Regions from separate parts of the Homo sapiens genome. Here regions 2, 3 and 4 are each linked to region 1. A link is a loop called in an ENCODE intact Hi-C map of the cell type or tissue named here. Cell type or tissue: B cell. All regions are shown on one strand. Region 1 holds the start of ZFP62 (ZFP62 zinc finger protein). Region 2 holds the start of TRIM41 (tripartite motif containing 41). Region 3 holds the start of TRV-AAC2-1 (tRNA-Val (anticodon AAC) 2-1). Region 4 has its middle 13 kb from the start of BTNL3.

The links. Peaks named below come from ENCODE experiments on the same cell type or tissue, not always from the same donor. Only the 100,000 strongest peaks of a DNase experiment are listed, where the experiment ranks them.
Region 2: a loop joins it to region 1, with 16 times the contacts of the local background. A loop is called at or near these places in 10 of 110 quality-filtered maps.
Region 3: a loop joins it to region 1, with 14 times the contacts of the local background. A loop is called at or near these places in 22 of 110 quality-filtered maps.
Region 4: it touches region 1 in a loop (4-fold over the local background); 2 of 110 quality-filtered maps call a loop at or near these places.

Annotation. Positions count from the first base shown.
Region 1 is chr5:180,858,304-180,863,303 of GRCh38, forward strand. It overlaps ZFP62 (ZFP62 zinc finger protein), which reads right to left and starts at 2,973. Exons shown (of 2, transcript NM_001172638.2): 1 at 2,916-2,973. The coding sequence starts at 2,916. RefSeq lists enhancers at 2,553-2,632, 3,110-4,016 and a silencer at 2,733-3,182. In B cell, CTCF peaks have their summits at 2,507 and 2,708; DNase peaks (open chromatin) are centred at 2,458 and 2,998; H3K4me3 peaks cover 2,094 bases; H3K27ac peaks cover 2,513 bases.
Region 2 is chr5:181,220,196-181,225,195 of GRCh38, forward strand. It overlaps TRIM41 (tripartite motif containing 41), which reads left to right and starts at 3,086. Exons shown (of 6, transcript NM_033549.5): 1 at 3,086-4,617. The coding sequence starts at 3,805. TRK-CTT2-3 (tRNA-Lys (anticodon CTT) 2-3) reads right to left here and starts at 1,856; the gene lies at 1,784-1,856. It overlaps TRV-CAC1-5 (tRNA-Val (anticodon CAC) 1-5), which reads right to left and starts at 2,272; the gene lies at 2,200-2,272. It overlaps MIR4638 (microRNA 4638), which reads right to left and starts at 2,438; the gene lies at 2,371-2,438. RefSeq lists silencers at 1,665-1,874, 2,125-2,354, 3,625-3,834 and enhancers at 3,085-3,314, 3,982-4,979. In B cell, a CTCF peak has its summit at 2,814; DNase peaks (open chromatin) are centred at 2,256, 3,186, 3,386, 4,826 and 1 weaker place; H3K4me3 peaks cover 3,619 bases; H3K27ac peaks cover 3,459 bases.
Region 3 is chr5:181,188,278-181,193,277 of GRCh38, forward strand. TRV-AAC2-1 (tRNA-Val (anticodon AAC) 2-1) reads right to left here and starts at 211; the gene lies at 139-211. TRP-TGG3-1 (tRNA-Pro (anticodon TGG) 3-1) reads right to left here and starts at 648; the gene lies at 577-648. LINC01962 (long intergenic non-protein coding RNA 1962) reads right to left here and starts at 3,631. Exons shown (of 2, transcript NR_108031.1): 1 at 3,465-3,631; 2 at 2,769-3,068. TRT-TGT6-1 (tRNA-Thr (anticodon TGT) 6-1) reads right to left here and starts at 3,481; the gene lies at 3,410-3,481. It also overlaps TRIM7-AS2. RefSeq lists silencers at 130-329, 2,610-2,739, 3,360-3,439, 3,620-3,959 and enhancers at 380-589, 3,420-3,599. In B cell, CTCF peaks have their summits at 2,656, 2,855 and 3,054; DNase peaks (open chromatin) are centred at 254, 664, 3,014, 3,544 and 3 weaker places; H3K4me3 peaks cover 4,276 bases; H3K27ac peaks cover 3,976 bases.
Region 4 is chr5:180,973,519-180,978,518 of GRCh38, forward strand. No RefSeq gene overlaps it. Among named protein-coding and RNA genes, the nearest start is that of BTNL3, 13 kb to the right of the region's middle. RefSeq lists an enhancer at 1,989-2,178. In B cell, no CTCF peak of the experiment used is centred here; DNase peaks (open chromatin) are centred at 2,023 and 3,283; H3K27ac peaks cover 2,488 bases.

The DNA.
Region 1 (5,000 bases):
AAATATTTTAAAAAGATCAGGCAAGGTGCAGTGGTTCATGCCTGTAATCTCAGCACATTGGGAGGCTGAGGCAGACAGATCACTTGAGGCTAGGAGTTCAAAACCAGCCTGGCCAATGAGGTGAATCCATCTCTACTAAAAATACAAAAATTAGCCAGATGTGGTGGTGCACACCTGTAGTTCCAGCTACTCGACTTGGGAGGCTGAGGCACAAGAATCGCTTGAACCTGGGAGGCAGAGGTTGCAGTGAGCCAAGATAGCGCCATTGCACTCCAGCCTCGGTGACAGAGCGAGACTCTGTCTCAAAAAAAAAGAAAGATCACTCACACTAGTTGCAGTGGGAGAATGGATTGAGGCAAGACAGGACTGAGTCCTGGAGTTCCAGGAGTAAGTCACTATAATCCAATCAAGACTGATTTGGTAGCTAAGTCATGTGTCCCTGATGACACAAGTAAGGAATTACCCCCAAAACACAACTCTTCCATATAAAGACCCAGAAACTCCTGAATTTCTTAAAAGTTCTAAAGGCTGAATGGACAAGCCCTTTCTAACCAGTTTTCAACACGCAGCATGAGTCTAATAGCCTGGTTACATCAGCCAAAAGCGTCAGACATAGAACGCCACCCACTCCTTCCAAACTACATACGACCAACAACCTCTGGGCACTCTTCCGAGCTTCTTGTTCATGCTTTATCGCCAAGGCCTAGAAAAGTGAATGCAAACAGTTAAGAACCGGCCCTACATTCTTGCTGTCTCTGCCTCCGAGACTCAGGAGCCACTTTTCAAGAGCCGAGACAACTCGTTAGAGAGGAGCCGTGGCCTGCTCTGGCCGAAAACCCCTTCCTATTAACAGACTGCAACTAGCCCGGAACGACTTTCAATTTGCAGAGTCCAACCATATTCCACAAGACAATCTACCACCTCAAGGTTCACGCGTGGATTCTACACCTTAAATCCTTGGATACTGTCTTTGATTTGGAGATGAGCAAAGAAAGGAAACAAGACAAGAGAAAGTGACAAAATGCTTACCAACCCAGAACAAAGAGTACCTAGGAGGGGCAAAATGTACAAAGGAAAGATGGGACTAAGGAACAGAGAAGTGATATGCAGATGAGAAGAGAATATGGTTTGTGTTCTAGCTACTGTTGCATTTGTCTTATGAATATTAGGAATGTATATGATTAACGTGAGTTGGTTCTATTGCTTAAATATAGAAATAAGAATGAAAGGTGATTTTTCCTTAAAGTAAAAAACTGAAATAGAACATTCTCATGCCAAGTAGTGGAGAAGAGATTTCTAGTTGTCGTAGGGGAGGAGGTGAGCAAAGGCGATACTAAAAGGGAGGCTGATTTTCTGAATCAAACCCGGCAGGGACTGGCTTGGAGTCATTGACACAATTAGTCTATTAGGCTAGTGTAACACTAAATATAGGGACAAGTCTCAGAAGGGAAGAACTACTTACGTCTTATTTGTTCTTTAAACACTCTACATCAGTGATTTTGATAACGACTTGTCATATGTAACAATCTGCCAATAACTGGTTGAGTTAATGTAAAAAAATAATTTTCTAACGGCTGTTTAGTTTCTTCTGTAAAAATCCCTACCCTAATACACTGTATTGAGTATACCATTGTTTGAAGTAACAACAAATTGGAGACAACCCAAATGCCCCCGAATAGATCTAAAAAAGGACAGAACATCGAAAACATCCAAACAATGGCCCATCCAATACTTACCACAGCTCTGTAAAACAAAACGAAACAAAACACAACTTCTGTGTTCTGACATGTAGAGACCAGTAAGATAAAGTGAAAGAATCAAGGAGTTAGAAGGATTTCTATCACCTGTGTGAAAAAAGGGGGAACTAACTAGTTATATTTGCCAGTATTTGCAGAAATTCGGAAAAGATACAAAGGAACAAAAGTGGTTACCTAAGAGGGTAGGGCCTAGGAAGATACCTAAGCGGGATGGGAAGAAATCTTTCACTGGTAACTTTTTATATTTTTAATATCCCAGCCATATGAATATATTACATATTTCATATTATTATTTTTTTTAAGCCTTGAGCTTTCACAAAGAAATGCTCCTGCTGGCCAACTACTTTAAATGTCTTAGAGCAGCACACCCAGCCCTGGCATTCCCCAGTGATCTTTTCCGTCCCACCCCTGGGTTCCCGCAGGCTGTCCCCTGGGTCTAAGAAACTCTTCGACCTTCCTCTCCCTACCTAGTTAACTCCTTTTCTGCTTGCAGGAACACGCGGCAGGTCGCCTCCTCCCCGGTGCACCCGTCTGTATGCAGGTGCGCTTCCCCAGATGAGGGCTAGGACGCACCTCCGGGGTCTCTATTCACACCTGCAGCGGGAGCTTATCATCATCACTCACCGACCAAAAAAAAAAAAGAAAAAAAGGTGGTGGGGTGGAGCGGAGGGGAAGAAGGTCGAATCAGATCACCCCTAGAGGTCTCTCTGCCCTCGCAATCACTCTCAAGTCCTAGAGTACCAAACTTAACTGCAGAGGGAGCACGAAATGGTGGGTATTTTGAAGCGCTAATTTTTAGGGATCCCCTCCCATCCAAAACAGGGATGAATAGTTGAGGAACACCGGAGCGGGGCCCTGGCCCTTCTCGGAACGTTGAGCAGACCTAACATGACGCTGGTCCGTTCAAACGTCGCAGTTGTGGCCCACACAGAGCCCAGTCTGTTCCAGGGGCGCGCCCTGCACCCCTCTGCCTGCCCGAGGTCTTCCCTCCCCTCCGCTCCCCAGAAACGCACCCACTGAGACATGTGCGGGGAGGGGGCACGCTTACTCCCACATCCCGCCCGAGACCCGCGGAGCAGCCAAGACCCGGCCAAAAAGGGGAGGGCGTGGCAGGCAAGGGCCGGGGGCGGGAGCGCGGGCGGCCGCGGACTCACGTACTGGCTGTGGCGGCGCCGCGGGAACCCGGCCGCCAGCGGGACAAAAGCGCGGACCGCACGGCCGGAAGAACCCGCGCCGGCCCTGGGGCACTTCCGCGCCCTCTCTGGGACGCTGGAGGACTGACTCGATGGTCCGGGCCGACGGCGCCGGCGGGAGGGAGGGAGGGGAGCGCCTCCTCGGCTATTTATTGAGGACCAGCTGCAGGGCGCGCGCTCCAGGCGCGGCCAGGAGGCCGTGGGCGGGGCTTTCTGTTTCCGTGCCCATTAGCTTCTGGGGTAGGCTGGGGGAGGGGCACAGGTAATAAAGTAAATACCTGCCTACCTGGTTCCTGAACACGTGATTCATTGCCAGGTGTGGGTGCGGGGACGTTCCCGGAAGTGGGGGCCTGGCGGGAAATGGGGGAATCCGGGAGGGGCGCAGGACAGCGCTGGGCTGGGGACCCATTGCCTTCTCAGCTGGTTGGGGGCTGGCCCGAGAGCACCAGCCCTTCCTGGTCGTCAGCACCAGAAGCGCCCCCGGTTAGGCACTGGGGATGCGGAGTGGGAGCGCGCCCCTGGAGCCGTCCCTGGGACCGGGCCACGCTCCCACCCGGGGCGCCAGCTTGGCAGCGACCTCGCCCCCTGCCCACCCCACCGCCGGTGTCGGCTTCCAAACCCAGGGCCTAAAATGACTTTGAAGACCTTTTTTTTTTTTTTAAATTAATGTTTGTGGGTACATAGTAGGTGTCCCTATTTGTCGAGTACGTGAGATATCTTGATACAGACAGGAATGCAATGCGTAATAATCATATCAGGGTTAATGGCGTGTCCATCACTTCAAGCATTTATCCTTTGTGTTACAAGCAATCAAATTATATTCTTATTTTTAAATATACAACTAAGTTATTGGCTATAGTCAGCCTTTTTTAAAAACAGCAACATCTAAATATTTTTCATATTAAGTTTAAATAATTGCAAAGGGTATATTTTTGGCATGCTGTTAATATTAAGAACAAAATTGCTTTCAAGTGTATCCAATGGAATCTAAATCCCTGAAGATTTGGTATTATCCACTTTTAACAGTCATAAGTTTTACATCTTTTAGGGTTTTTTTCCTTGAACTTTTATGTCCCTCACCGGCTTTTTATTCTACTGTAAAAATATTTTCATTCTATGTGCCTCATTGAATTTTATCCTAGTGTAAAATAGTTCTATGCATTGTTTTATTGTTTATTGTTTATCCTAGCATATATGTCCGTAACGAAAGTAGATTACATTTTTTCTTAGTGTTATTTTCTGGATTATTAGCAAAATTATATAAATATTTCAAAATGTTTACTGTTAATTCTTAGACAAAAAGTGAAGTGCTTTGGAAGCACAACTTGTAATGAGATGGATTTTGTTTTACAGCTCAAATTATTTATATTATTTGAATGAATTTTACATATTGCTGGGGTGAGCCGGTGTTTGGCATCAGCTCGACGCCTATTTTTCATTTTTATACATGTGGGTGCTGAGACACTGTGTTCACTCAAGTAGAGGGAATGGGCGTTTCATTGTAGCAATAAGACCCTTGACGGCATTTGGGCTTCACGCCACAACCCCACCCACCTCGAAGAACGTCTGGGCGAGTTAGCAGGCAGCAGCGACTCCTAAGGAGGAGCAGAGCCCCAGGCCCAGGTCTGCAGCTTTAGGTGAGAGCCCCAGAGCGAGCAGAGGATTGGGAGTTAGAGCTGCCCCCAAAGGATAGTGAGACACATGCAGCTGTTGAGCACTTGAAATGTGGGTAGTGCTGCTGAGGATCTGAATTTTTAATTACATTTAATGTAAATAGCCACATGTGGCTAATGGCCACCTTATTGGATAGCACAGCTCTAGAAGGAGCTTCAGGTGGTCCTCACAGGCCTCCAGAATTAAAGCTGCCCTTAAAGGTTCATGGTAGGCAAAGACTGGGTTTTTACCTCTAGGCAGCAAGATAGAAAAATATTCATATCTGGGTTGGAACACTTCGCTCAATGAAAGGTGGTGTGTGTGTGGAAGGGATTATGGGAAACCCACATAAATCATCTTGAGTCAGATGCTTTTTATTTTATCTTATTATTTATTT
Region 2 (5,000 bases), 360 kb after region 1:
CCACAGGGTTTGGGAGGAGGCCAAAGATCCCACCAGGTTCATGTGTGTGTCGTGCTTCTCCGACTGTTGAACGCTTGCCGCCTTTGTGCCCGGAGCAGCTTGGGTCACTTGCCTGGAGGGGCATCCCAAACCTGACCTGGCCAGAGCGGCGACGGGTGGAAGGGGTGGAGAGGAGAGAAAGCAGGAATTGTAGCAAAAAGCTCCAGCGGGCGTTCCCTTGGCTTGCTAGAGGACAAAGAAGAGAAGCCTGTCCACTTCATCTCCACTTTAATGAAAAAGCCAGAATCCTTTAAGAATGTTTTCCAGTCCCAGTGAAGGTGGTAAAAAATAACCCTGAAATCACAGTCTGCAAAAGAATCCGAAATAATTTGTGCAAGACGAAATGTCAAACTTAAAACTCTTTGAACACCAGCTTTGAACACCAGTAACTCATGTGCTAGGATTGTACTAGCGACTCTGCCTATTTACAAACGTTGACCAACTTCTGCCCAGACCGCCCTCACAGACTATATAGCCCTCATAAGTCCCCGCTTTGATTTACGTCTGAGACAGAAGACGATGCTATCTTTTGCTCAGCGAGATTAAGCCAGCTTTCTATGATCAACAGACTTCTCTCGTGGTGTGGTGCGTATGCGGAGGAGACTTCGACAGCTTAAAAATACAAAACGGGGCCAGGCGCGGTGGCTCACGCCTGTCATCCCAGCACTTTGGGAGGCTGAGGCAGGAGGATCACGAGGTCAGGAGATCGAGACCGTCCTGCCAACATGGTGAAACCCCGTTTCTACTAAATACAAAAAATTAGCCGGGCGTGGTGGCGCGCCTGTAGTCTCAGCTATTCGGGAGGCTGAGGCAGGGGAATCACTTGAACCCGGGAGGCGGAGGTCGTAGTGAGCCGAGGTGGTGCCACTGCACTTCAGCCTGGAAACAGAGCAAGACTCCATCTTAAAAAAAAAAAAAAAAAAAGAAAGAAAGAAAGAGAAGAAAAAAAGAAAAAAGGCCTATATTTGCAGGACTAATTTCGAGGCCATCCTGGGCTCAAGCGATCCTCCCGCCTTGGCTTACCCAAAGTATTGGGATTACAGGCATAAGCCACCGCGGCGCATGGCCCGTTTTTATCTCTATTTATGTATGGGGGAAACGTGGAGGCTGGTATTTGTGGGGCAACATCTCACAAAAATAGACTCTTAAAGTCAAGAGCATAAAAAAGAATATACGGAAGACAAGTGTCTCATATGACACAAAGCATCTTTCTTGACAGGGAGTCGAAAGCAGGTCGTAGCGAGACAAAGGCGGAAGCCTAACCACTAAATCTCCCAGTAAAGTGGGAGTGAATCAGATAGGTTTTGACGCTCACGAACGCCTGGGGTCGTCCTGCGGTCTCACCCCAGTTTCGATAAACCACATTGTTCCCTCCAGCACAGCAAGTCTCACAGCAAGACGGGGGCAGGCCGTCTGGTAAACATAAAATGCCTAATATGTGCTGCCCGTGGGCGAGTGGCCTACAGCAAAGGGTCATGCATGCACGATAGCCCGCGGTGCTGGCCTGCAGGAATTGGTCCACAGGTACCCGCCTCTCATTCTTTCTTTGAGAGTTAGCGAGGGTGCAAACGTTGTGAGAATTCTGCTCGGGGCCTTCCACACACGGATCGGAGAACACCAGGTTAGTCCAAGTTCTAACACCCACTGTTGGTGAATCTGCTACCCACTAGGTCTTGGTACAGAGAATACCATTTGTGCACTTAGGTAACACAACTTGCCTTAACCTTTCCAAAAAGCGAAATTACGCCCAACGTGGGGCTCGAACCCACGACCCTGAGATTAAGAGTCTCATGCTCTACCGACTGAGCTAGCCGGGCGGCCATGTCTGTATTCTAACTTTGTCTCTGAAGATGGAGGTTACCCTCAGAGGTGTAAGCACGTTTCCACTGTGCAAATACTAAGAAGCGCCTGCGCCTGGCTCTGTTCTAGGCACTAGAGCCGAGGATCTGAAATCTACGGATTCCTGTACATGTGATGGCTGCATAGGCTTCAGAAGGGAAGAGCAAGAGATTAGGTGAGGGGCGAGACCTGAATTTACTTGAGTAGTGCTCTCCTTCAGTTTTGCCCCAGTCCGTGTTCCTCCGAAGCGCAGGGACACACATGTCCTTCCTGCCACGTAAGGCCGGCCTCGGGAGAGAATCTCCCGAACAGACCAAAACGTGTTTCCGCCCGGTTTCGAACCGGGGACCTTTCGCGTGTGAGGCGAACGTGATAACCACTACACTACGGAAACCACCTTGGCTACTTTCCTGCCGGCATCGTCCTGAAGACACACACGGCTGAGACGGCCGGGATAGCTCTAGGCAAGCGCCCTTGTAGGACAGGCCCGGGGACCCCTGCCGCGGCCGGCTGAGCGGTGTCCAGGTTCTGGAGCCGGACTTGTCCACCGCAGCCGAGTCCGCAGGTCCTGTAATGGCCTAGCATAGTTCACCCACGAGGGTTCGTGGTTTTTGGCGCGTTTGATCTGACATACTCAGAGGCCTGACCACCCCCCTAGGAAGCGCGACGTCCATCTGGAGTTTTCCCGCGAGCCGCCTTGAGAGCAGGGTAAGTTCTGCAGGCCCAGCCCTGGCGTCACGCTGTGTCTGGCACTCACTGGAGATTCTGTACATAAATCATGGCCCCGTCATTTTTCTCGCATCAAACAACATTTATTTATTTATGTATCGACATCAAATCTCTATAAAAATAAAATTTAAAGAGCTATTTAAGCATCAAGTATTATTTCTACCGCACAAAGCATCTATTTTTGCAGAGATGCTGTGAGAATGTAGATGTAATGATTCGTCACCACTTCTTCACTGCTGGGCAGTTAGGGAAGTTCATCTAAACCATGAGACAGTGTCCGGTTGGCAGTTTCTACCTCGGATGCGAAACGCCGACTACAGTTGGGGAAGGGTGGGGCGTCTGCTGCCCTAACCCGCGAAGCGCTTTCTCAGGCCCCGCCCCCGGTCCGACCCGGACGACCCTCTGAGTCCTCCACAACGAAGTCGTCTGCCTAGAAGGGCCGGAAGTACTTCAGGGCGCGCCGCGGACCCACCCCCTCGCTTCCGGCATCGGCTGTGGGGAGTACCGGCTGCAGTCGGCTGTGCCGGGAGGGTAGGATGGCGTCTGGCCGATGCGGTGATAGCACCGAAAGCAGACGGCCGCCAGGCGCTCCCCCTACCCCCCGAAGTTTCTCCCCAGCGGCGGGGGATGGGGGTAGGCGGTTCCTCTGTTCTTTCTGCGTTCCCCGCGGCCTCTTACCACAGAGACGCGGGCCTCCACCGTCCTAGCCCTCCCGCCCTGTTCTCTAGTGCGGACTAGAGCGTCTCCTCGCCATTTCCTGTCGCCCTGGGGCCCCGCGGGGAAAAAGGGGGAGTAGCAGGACAGCGGAGGGAAGTCGCGAGCTTAGGTGGTGTGTAGACGCCGGAAGTGTTGGGAAGGAGGCCGGAAGCTAGGGGCGGGGCCAGGAAGTGAGGAGGGGCGGGGGTTTATGAGGAGTCCAAGGGAGCATTGGGGCAGACTTGTACTCAGAGCCACCTGAGGGACTTGGCGGTGGCGCCCAGCACTGTCCCCTCCCCTCGTAGAGACACGGTTGTCGTTTGGGAGTAGGGAACACTGTGTTGGGGTGGGTTGTCGGCAGGACATCTCTCTGGCTGCTCTTGGGGCGAGGTGTGGAGGGGCAGGGCTGGGGGTGGAGCCGGGTCGCCAGGGCGTCGGTAGGGAAGACCCCCGCCCCTCGCCCCCCCACCGAACCTCTACACTGGCTGGCTGGACACTAAGATGGCTGCCGTTGCCATGACACCCAACCCTGTGCAGACCCTTCAGGAGGAGGCGGTGTGCGCCATCTGCCTCGATTACTTCACGGACCCCGTGTCCATCGGCTGCGGGCACAACTTCTGCCGAGTTTGTGTAACCCAGTTGTGGGGTGGGGAGGATGAGGAGGACAGAGATGAGTTAGATCGGGAGGAGGAGGAGGAGGACGGAGAGGAGGAGGAAGTGGAGGCTGTGGGGGCTGGCGCGGGGTGGGACACCCCCATGCGGGATGAAGACTACGAGGGTGACATGGAGGAGGAGGTCGAGGAGGAAGAAGAGGGTGTGTTCTGGACCAGTGGCATGAGCAGGTCCAGCTGGGACAACATGGACTATGTGTGGGAGGAGGAGGACGAGGAGGAAGACCTGGACTACTACTTGGGGGACATGGAGGAGGAGGACCTGAGGGGGGAGGATGAGGAGGACGAGGAGGAAGTGCTGGAGGAGGTTGAGGAAGAGGATCTAGACCCCGTCACCCCACTGCCCCCGCCTCCAGCCCCTCGGAGGTGCTTCACATGCCCTCAGTGCCGAAAGAGCTTTCCTCGGCGGAGCTTCCGCCCCAACCTGCAGCTGGCCAATATGGTCCAGGTGATTCGGCAGATGCACCCAACCCCTGGTCGAGGGAGCCGCGTGACCGATCAGGGCATCTGTCCCAAACACCAAGAAGCCCTGAAGCTCTTCTGCGAGGTAGACGAAGAGGCCATCTGTGTGGTGTGCCGAGAATCCAGGAGCCACAAACAGCACAGCGTGGTGCCATTGGAGGAGGTGGTGCAGGAGTACAAGGTGAGAGAAGTACAGAGAGAAGATGGGAGTTTAGTGGGGGGATGGAGAGGAAGTAAGGGGACCTGGGAAAAGGAAACATCTCTTCACCCACCAAAGAACCTCATGGTATTGGTGAGCCAAGTTTGCTTATCTAAGCACTTACTGCCACCAAGGTGGATTAGAATGAGAAGGATTCTGTACACAGAGCAGATGCAGTGAAGACGACCAGGGAAGGATGGCTTCCTCAAAGCAAATAGAGCAAAGCCGGTGATGCCAGATCAGGTCTCTAGGGCTTTACCAGAAGTCTCGTTTTCTTTCGGGTGAGTCTTAAGTCTGTCCTTGACGGAGACACCTAGAGATGGAAAGAACTGGGGGCTTCAAAGGACAAGAAAAGGCTCAGAAGC
Region 3 (5,000 bases), 330 kb after region 1:
GGCAGGAGAATGGCTTGAACCTGGGAGGCGGAGGTTGCTGTGAGCCGAGATCACTCCATTGCACTCCAGCCTGGGCAACAAGAGCGAAACCCCATCTCAAAAGAAAGGGGGGGGAAAAAAAAAAAAAACACTGTGGCATGTTTCCGCCCGGTTTCGAACCGGGGACCTTTCGCGTGTTAGGCGAACGTGATGACCACTACACTACGGAAACCCACACCTACCTCTGTCGCCATAATATTGTCTGCTAGCAGCTACTCTCCGGGTACGTTCGACAAGTGATCCCTAGCTGTAAAAGGAGAGCCCCCACAACCCTCAAGAGCATACTCTCACGTGCAGGTCTGTGCCCAAAGTCTTCACAGCAACTGTTGCTTCCGGGACGGCTCGCTTAGTCTCCTATCCACGATTCTTTCCAATCCCCAGCACTCCCGGAAATCTTGGTGATGCCTCCGCTGGACATCTTTCGGGATCAAAACTGTCAAGGTAACACAAAATTTAGTTGAAATTTAAAAAGCTGGCTCATCCAGGATTTGAACAAGAAGAACTTCAGTTGAAATGGAAAAAAAAAAATGAAAAAGTGGGCTCGTCCGGGATTTGAACCCGGGACCTCTCGCACCCAAAGCGAGAATCATACCCCTAGACCAACGAGCCGGCTGTCTAGTTGCTCGCTGAATCTTTTCATGATTGTGTTCTTCATGGCTCGATTCACCGAAAAGGCGGATTTCCGTCTGGCAGCTTGAACCCATTCTCAAGGTCTTATAGTCTCCCAAGCCCAACTTGTCCCCGCTGCCCATCTCCGCGTCTGCCACTAATTCTCAGCCGCAGGTAGCTCCACACAGGGTAAACGCTCCCTATGTCCTGTGTCCTCTGGTCTCCTGGAATCCGAATGAGCGCCTCCCTGCTCGATCCACTCGAGTAGCAGGCAGGAGCGTCCATCCGTTCTGCAGCCTGGGCGCCCCTTCCCAAGCGAGTCCAAGAAAGGCGCAAATCTTGAGGCCCAGGGGCAGGACACAGAGGTTGGTAGAGCCGGAGGGCTCGGGAGAGAGCGCAGTGCTGAGAGGGAAGGAACGCCGGACCGGCTGGGTGAGGAGCCCCCAGAAGCCGCTCTTACCGTTTTATGAAAAGATAATAAACAGTGCATACCCATTTGCAAAATCTTCAGGAAATGTAGGAAAGTGTAAGGCGGAAACGACCGATGACCAGGAACTCTGTCTTCTCGTGGAGACTCTAGCCACGGGGTTGTTGCACAGCTCGGAGGCTGGGACCCACGCGCGCGCGCTCCCGCGGTGCAGAGTCGGGGTCCTGGCTCACAGCCCTCGCAGCATTCTCCCGGGATTGCCCCCGGGCCGCCTCCAGCACAGGGCAAGCCTGAGGCTCGAGCTGGGCGGGCGCGCTCCTCTTTTCTCGCCTCAGACCTACTCTCGCCCTGCGCACTTTAATTGCACTGGTTTATTTAGTAGTAAAAATAGTGATGCGGTTTCCTGCTGTAAAATTCGCGATAATCTACTCAGAGCTGATGCACAGGTTTATTTTTGTGTCACCAGCAGAGACATTTCCTACACTGCTGTAAAACAGCGTGGGATGGTGGTTAAGCTACTCCGAGGAAACAATGCTCATTTTTCCATTCGCACGCTCGGCGATCTTGCTCCGCCGTCTGCGACCGCCACTGTCCTCGCCCCTCCTCTCTGCCTCTCCACGCTGGACTCCCCTGGGTGCCGTGGCTGGCTTTCGGCTCTTCCAGCAGTGAACATTTCAGGTGAACGGACCCGCCCCAAGGGTCCTCCCCACCCGGCATAGCTCTCCCTTGTCCCAAGCCTCGCACCCACGCCTCCCCCAGCAGCTGGACAGGAGCGCCAGCCTGGGAGACCTCCCGGCACCTCACCCAGATCCCACCTGATTCAGCCAGGTGACCCGTGAGTGTACGGGAGCGGCTGTAACGCCCAGACTCTGAGAGCCCCCGAGTGCGAGGCCTGAGGTTCATCCACCTGTCTCTTCGATGATTATGGGGACCGCCTGCCAACACCCCCACACACAAGCAGACGCACGCACCCTGGGAGTCCACGGCTTTCGTCGGGAGGGTATCTGTAGTTAAGCCGTCAGGTAGCTCGCCACTGGTCCCCGTGACCCGACTTCTACAGTGGGGTGATCTTCCTGTGGGGCAGGCGTTTCGGGGTCCACGAGTCCGAGGAGCCCCGGGAGCGCTAGTGCCCGAACGTGCTGGCAGGCTCCTGGCCTCTCCCGAGCGAATCCATCCCGGTCTTGACCCACGGTCTCGGCTCTTTGGACCGGAGCAGGCATGGGTGAGAGAGGGAAGCGCATACCTCCCGGCCGGAGCCGCAGACCCCGCTCGCTCCTCCACGCCTCCCAGTCAAGGCAGTCACCCCTCCGGTCTCTACCCAGGTGGCCCCGAGCGATTTTCTCTTCTCTGGTTCACCGGACAGGGATTCCGTTTTCGAACCTTGAGCTACCCTGGAGTGGTCCCGGTATAAGCCGCGGCCCCACCTGGGACGGGGACTCGCTCAGAGCTTTTTTGAGGTTCCCTCCGGCTGGAGAGAGGGCGCCTGCGACAGGGGAGTGTACGGCGGGACCCAGCGCCGCCTCCACCTGTGCCCAGGCCTCCAAAGTGCGCGGTGCGGGGAAGACGGAGGCGGGAGCCGTCCCGAGACCCCCAGGGGGCCAGTCCTGCACCTGGGCAGCGCCCCCACTGTTCACTGAGGACTTGGGCTCACTTTCTACACTTCCGTTAACAGCAAGAATAAATCAGTCAGAAGGCCAGCATACCTTAGTTATATATTTTGTCTAAAATAAACTAAAATTTTGTTTTAGGCTGAAAGCGAATGTGACAGGTAGAGCCGTTACTCCCGGGTCATGAATGTGGCCGTCTGCGCTTTTCCGTGTTAACTCCACAGGAAGAAATCAGACCTTGCAGCACGGAGGCGGCGGGGACCCGAAGGCCGAGGGCGCGCAGCCGCCAAGCGCAGAGCCGCAGACCAGAGCCTCAGCGCGCGCGTCGGGGAACGCCGCAAACAAACGCATGGCGGGAAGGGGCGCGGTAGTGCCATCGTCTCCCCCTGGAGAGAGGGAAGGAGACACGAGGGCGAGTCCCTAGCTGGAGTGGGAAGACCGGAGAGAAGCGGAAAGACGCTCCCGGGGAGCGCGCAGAAGGAAGTGAGCGGGGTCGTGGGGAGAGGGCGCGCGGGGCCCAGGGAACCCGTGATGGAAAAGGAAGCCCGCAGTGGGTCTGACTCTTCAAGAGATAAGGAAGTGGTAGGAAAGTAGCCTTGCGCGGTGGGTATCTTAGAGGCAAAAAGAAAGTGACTCCGCCAGGCTCTGGCCTCCCAGGAAGGCGGAAGTAGGCTTGCCTATCTTCCACTTTTCTATCTTTAAGGAAAGAATAGGAAAAGACGGAAGCAGGCCCCAGCGAGATTTGAACTCGCGACCCTGGTTTACAAGACCAGTGCTCTAACCCCTGAGCTATGGAGCCGGCTGTTGGTTTCCTTTTGACACAAAAGCAGTTGACGCTGTCGCCGGCGCCGCGCAGCCGCAGTCCGCTGAACCCTCGGCCGAGTTCTGTGGCTGCTGGACCCAAGCTCCTCCCACGGCCGCAGCCATCTTGCCCGTGCGTCCGTGGCACGGAACGGCCGTTAGTCCCGGCAGAGGGCTCCGCGAAGACAGTGCCGTCGTTGGGCGCGCGCGCGGGCGGGAGCTGTCGGGGCGGGGCGGCACCGCCGAGCTCCGAGCTGTGAGGACCGCCCCGGGCCTTGGGCGGGGCGGGGGCCAGGGAAGGGCGTGCGCAGGATTGGGGAGCACGTTTTGCGTCTTGCTGTGCGTGAGGAAGCGGGGATCCAGGTCAAGGCTATGGAAAGGTCAGGGAAGGGTGTCAGTGCGCCCGTCCTGCAGGGAGTCCAGATCCGAGAGGTTAGGGCGGGACCTGGGGCGAGCTGGGCGGTGGGGGAACAGTGGGGTCATCAGGAGGTGGAGGCCCAGCGGGAGTGTGGCGGGGGAGGCGGGGAATCAGGAGGGCCAGGTGTTTGGAGGCGCTGGGGTGGGAAGGGTCCAGGCGAGGTTGCGGGTGGGTGCCAGCCCCGTCTCACATTTGGATGAAGTAGGAAAAGGCAGCTTTTAGGGTACACCCTGACATGTTCTGTCAGGGCCCTTAAAGGGCCCACGGGCCGGAGGAGAGGGGAAAAGGATGAGGGCTCAGCCTGGCAAAGGACAGAAAGTGGTGGGTGTAGGAGGTGGACCTTGGTCTGGTGGCCTAGCCTGCCCTGTGCTCCCTGCAATGCCGGGTGACTTGGGTCACTGGGCGGCCAGGCCAGAGGTGGGCCTCTAGGTGCCCCCCATTCTGGATGCTGAGGGTCCCTGTGAGGGTCTGGCGGCAGAGGCCTGCGCTTATGGGTCAGCAGCTAGGACTGATGGGTTGAATAAGAAGGGCCCAAGTTAGGCCAGTTGTTCTCACAGACCCAGAGGTCCCTAGAGTTTATGATGCCCAGAGTCTAGGAGAGGGAAATGCACACACATGCCCTCGAGGACACCAGCATCCTGACATCCAAGTTACTGTACTGCCCTGGTTAGCAAGAAAGAACATCTGTTCCCTTCTCTATGCAATTGTTACAGTAACTGTTGTTACATTTCTTAAGATACATAGCTATATATGTAGTCACTCTGCAAACACACACACTCTGATAGACACACGATTGCACTCATGGACACAAAAACGGAAAATAAACATGCGGACAGCTACTCCCAGTCCCCAGACCTGACCCTCATGTGACACCTTCACCAGACATGGTACTTTCTGGGACCTGTAATGTGTGTTGTGATGCCCAGCACATTTGTTGGATGGTACAAAGGGAATTATGATACTTAATCAAAAAGCCATACAAGCCAGATAACATTAAGGCTTAACGGTAACAATAGGTGATTCAGTTAGGAAATTAATGTTAGAGATCGGTTTTCCTTGTGGAAATCAGTGGTATTCAAATGCCTGAATTGGCTACCCG
Region 4 (5,000 bases), 120 kb after region 1:
TGAACCACCTTTCCAAAGAAAAATTTTTTTTTAGAGATGGGGTCTTGCTATGTTTCCCAGACTGGTCTCAAACTCCTGTCCTCTAGTGGCCTCCCAAATTGTTGGGATTACAGGTGTGAATCACCATGCCTGGTTCAGGTAAAAGATCTGTATACTGAAAACTATAAAACATTGATGAAAGAAATTAAAGAGAACATTAATAAACAGAAAGAAGACCCCATCTCTACAAAAACAAAAAAAATCCTAAAATATTAGTCAGGCATTGCGGCACATGCCTGTAGTTCCAGCTAATGGGGAGGCTGAGGAGGGAGGATCACTTGAGCCCAGGAATTTGAGGGTTCCGTGAGCTATGATCACACCACTGCACTCCAGCGTGGGTGACAGAGTGAGACCTTCTCTCAATAAATAAGTAAATAAATAAATAAATAGAAAGATATCCTGTGTTTTGGTTTGGAAGAATTAATACTGCTAAAATTTCTATATATCCTAAATGATCGATAGGTTTAACACTACATAGAAATTTTAATGGCATTTTCCACAGAAACAAAAAATACTAAAATTTGTATAAACCCACAAAAAGTTTTAAATATCAAAATAATATTGAGACAGAAAAATAAGGTTGGAGCATCATACTTCCTGACTTCAAAATGTATTGCAAAGCTACAGAAATCAAACAGAATGCTCCTGGCATAAAAGCCAACACATAGACCAATGGAACAAAATAAGAAACTCATAAATAAACCCAAGCACATATGGCCAATTAATTGTCAACAAGTTCACCAGGAAGACAAAATGGGAAATTGATAGTCTCTTCAATAACTGATGTGGGTAAAACCGGACATCTGCCCGCAAAAGAAATCTGACCCCTATCTTACACCACACACAAAAACAAACTCAAAATGGACTAAAAGCTTAAAAAATAATACCTCAAAACATTTAAATTCTAAAAAAAATACAGGAAAACTTCTTGACATTAGTCTGAAAAGGATTTTTTAAAAAATAATTCACCAAAAGCACAAGCAATAAAAGCCAAAATAAGTAAGGGGCATTACATCAAACTAAAAAGCTTCTGCGTGCCAAAGGAAACAATCAACAAAATGAATAGGCAGCCAATCAATTGGGAGAAAATATTTGCAAGCTATATATCTTATAAGACTTTAGTACTCAAGATACATAAGGAACTAACACTCAACTCAATAGCAATGAAACAAATAATCCAGTTTTTAAAACGGGCAAAGGTCCTGAATAGACACATCTAAAAAGAAGACATACAAATGACTAACAGGAATATAAAAATGTCCAACATCATTAATCATCAGGGAAATGACAATCGAAACCATGAGATACCATCTCACAACTGTTAGGATAGCCATTATCAAAGAGACAAGATATAACAGGTGTTGGTGAGGGTGTATAGTAAAGAAAACCCATTGACACTGTTGGAAATGTAGATTGTTGCAGTCATATTGGAAAACAATGTGGAGTTTCCTCTAGAAATTTTAAAAAATAGAACTAATATATGACCCAGTAATCCCTCTTCTGGCTATATACTCAAAGGAAGTGAAATCACCACCTTGTAAACATATATGTGCTTCCATGTTCATTGAAGCATGGTTTACAATAGCCAAGATATGGAAACAAACAAATTGTGGTGGGGAGTGTCATCAAGATGGCAAAACTGGAGATACTAGCCTTTATCCACCCCCAAAGAAAATAAATAGCTATCCACAAATGAAAATATCTCTAAGAGGGCTCAAAGGCACATTAAAGAATGTGAGGCAACACAGTGGAGCAAAAACAATAACAACAACAAAATACAATAAAAAAGGAGGCTATCCACAGAAAAGAACACTGGTGAGACTGGCATATCTGAGACTCCAGGAGATGGCTAGGGTCAAAGAAGAAAGGTGAAAGCTACTGATATCAGCCGCATGGCAGGAACCACCATGGTCCCCAGGGGCCTTCTTCAAACAAGACACTGGCATGTTTTGTCACTGAGTTAAGAAACAGATATTTCTGTTGGGGGAACCCCATAGAGGAAGGCACAGCTTCACAACCCTCCCTTACCCAAGAAGCTGCTGCTGTTGAGCCACTTTGGGAAATCACCTGCCTCCTCTCTCAACCTCATGCATGCCATAACCCCCAAGCCTCAGCTGCTCCATGGATGCCCACGCTTCAGAGACTGGAGCCATCACCATACCAAGCTGGTGTACACTCCAGGCCCTGGAGCCAAGGTCTCTCTAAGTGTTCCCTGAATCCAGGCACAAGCTGAGCCGTCATAGAGAGGCAGGCCCTGACCTGATCCTGAAACACTGTAACTCTGAACACACCTGTGGCAGGAACTGGGGAGATGTATATTAAAGGATACGAAGTCTCAGTGATACAGACGCATGCATCCAGAGATCTGAAGTACAACATGAGGGCTATAGTCAATGATATTGTAGTGTATACTGCAAATTTTCTAAGAGGATAGATTTTAGGGGCTCTTAACCACATGCACACAAAATGATAGATGTTAATTTGCTTGACTGTAGTAATCATTTCTCTATGAACATGTATCAAAACATTATCTTGTGTACCTTAAATACACATAATAAAAAAGATAAGGCGAATGTGAAAACTCAGCGGAGACCTTCTATGAGTGCCCCTCCACCTTCCTTGTGTTTCCTCCTGACTCTCTCTTGCATGGAACTTCTATTGCATGCAGAGAATTCATTTTGCTGTTTTCAAATATATGCTATTGTGCTATTCTTTAAGACTACTACCCATAATAACACTGAGCTTTAAAAATCATTCCCTACTTATAGCTTTTTAGCCTATAAGCTTAGCTTACTAGTGTAAGAAAGAAAGAGAAAAGAAACACCAAAAGTGGCTTAACAATTAAAGACAGGTTTATTTTGGAGAATAAACTTGAGAGGGGCTTCTGGCCAAGTTAGGTTAGAGGCATTTTTTCTTACACACTAAGAGTTTTTAAGGGTTTGATGTGGGACAGCTTATTATAGGCTTGGAATGTTTCTTGTGTTTCTTTGTCTCGCTTATCTGGGAGGGAGAGTTTGTGTGCATTTCCATCCATTTTCCTGAAGCTGCAGGTATACCCCGAGTCTACTTTTAGCTTCCCTATCTTAGTGCACGTAAAGGGAAAGGAATGTGCTTACTAGGGCCCACTGTTTCACTGGGGCCCATTGTATGAGGGTGAAGTTTGGCTGTTACCCAAGAGACTTTCCCCCCTCCCTCTGTGCCCAAGGTGTCTTATCTGTGTTTTACTGTCTGCTCCTTCCGGCTGCTTGTAGTTAGAAGAGAAGTGACTTCCTTGAAATGCAGGAGGCTAGAAAAGGGGCTGGAAATTAAAGTGGCGATGTTTGACTGACATGACGGTGCTCCTGCCCTGTCATTCTAGACCCTATAGTTATAAAAGGATGAGGGGCAATATTTTTGTTTGTTTGTTTGTTTTGCTACTTCCTGCTGGGGGGGGGGTGGCAGACAGATTTCTGGTTTTGGATTGGCTGAAGGAGCAATGCCATTTGTAGATGTTTTGGGTAGTTGTTTGTGAAATAGCCATGATTCTATTGGTTAAGAATTTTTGAAAAAGCTGAATTAGGTAGGGTAAAAACATGAGTCCTGGGCTTTTTAGCAGCATTTTTTATTAGGCCTGATTGGTTGAGATAGAAGCAACTTTTTTTTTTTTCCAATGAGAGGTAGAGGCACATGTTTGGAAAGGCCTATGTGTTATTTTTTGTTAGTAACTGTTATTCCTACTATGAGGATCATAATTAAGCAAAATGCTACAGTAATTGAGATTCTCTGTCCGATATTTTACCCTGAGGGTGCTACCGTATATAGTTTTCCTGCAAATAGTAAAGTGAGTAAAGCAATTCCTGCAAGGGTGGCATAGTAAATAATTTCCATTAAAAACGTTTTAATATTTGGCTTAAAACGAGAAGTAGAAATGACAAAAAGTATTTGGTGAGATAGAGGTGAGACTGAGTAAGATGAGTAATTTTTACTTACGAACTTATTTTTTGTGCTTTTAGCTTAAGATTATTTATGTTTTGTACATTGATATTTGGGACATTTCTCTGGGCTGTTAGGAGTTGCTTCCTCAGATTTTTAAGCTTTGACTTGAGTGTGATGTATTTAGGAGTTGATTTCTGTAATGGATATAAGTTAAACTGTAGCAAATAGTAAAAACTGAAAAATATTAGGCAAGACTAGAATTTAACAACAGGTGTGCTATAGTGTTTGAAACATAATTTTCTCTGTTCCGTTTTCCATGTTTATTAAAAGACAAGTCATGGTAGGACTGATTTGCTTTATTATACTTGGCTTAATTATTTGCATACAATTCAGCAAGAATAACTATTTGCTACATAGGCCTTTTAAATTGGCTTTGATGGCACTTTGTTTCATAGAAGGAATTTGAGATAAGACTTTTTGAAGCCAAGCCCAGCCATGGATTTGTACTATTAAACACCTATGAGTTGGCAGAATTCCTTTCCTCTTCAGGTTTTAAGATAACTTGGGGTTCCTGGCCTGCGAGAAACTGACATTCTTTACTTACCACAGGTCAGAAACCCTGTACAGGGGCTGTGTACACAGAATCTGAGGCCAGTGTCCAAGGGCTATATTGGCTCCATAAGTCAAGTTTGATTCCTTAAAGGAGAGCACACCATTCCAGTCAAAGCCTTGGCAAAATAACCAGTTTCTCCAATTGTGTTCTGTTACAAAAGAAAACAGGTTCTTTTTTTTTTTTTTTTTTTTTTTTTGAGACACAGTTTTGCTCTTGTTGCCCAGGCTGGAGTGCAATGGCGCAATCTCGGCTCACTGCAATCTCCGCCTCCCAGGTTCAAGCAATTCTCCTGCCTCAGCCTCCCCAGTAGCTGGGATTACAGGCATGTGCCACCATGCCCAGCAAAGTTTGTATTTTGTATTTTTACTAGAGACAGGGTTTCTCCATGTTGGTCAGGCTGGTCTCAAACTCCCGACCTCAGGTGATCCACCCG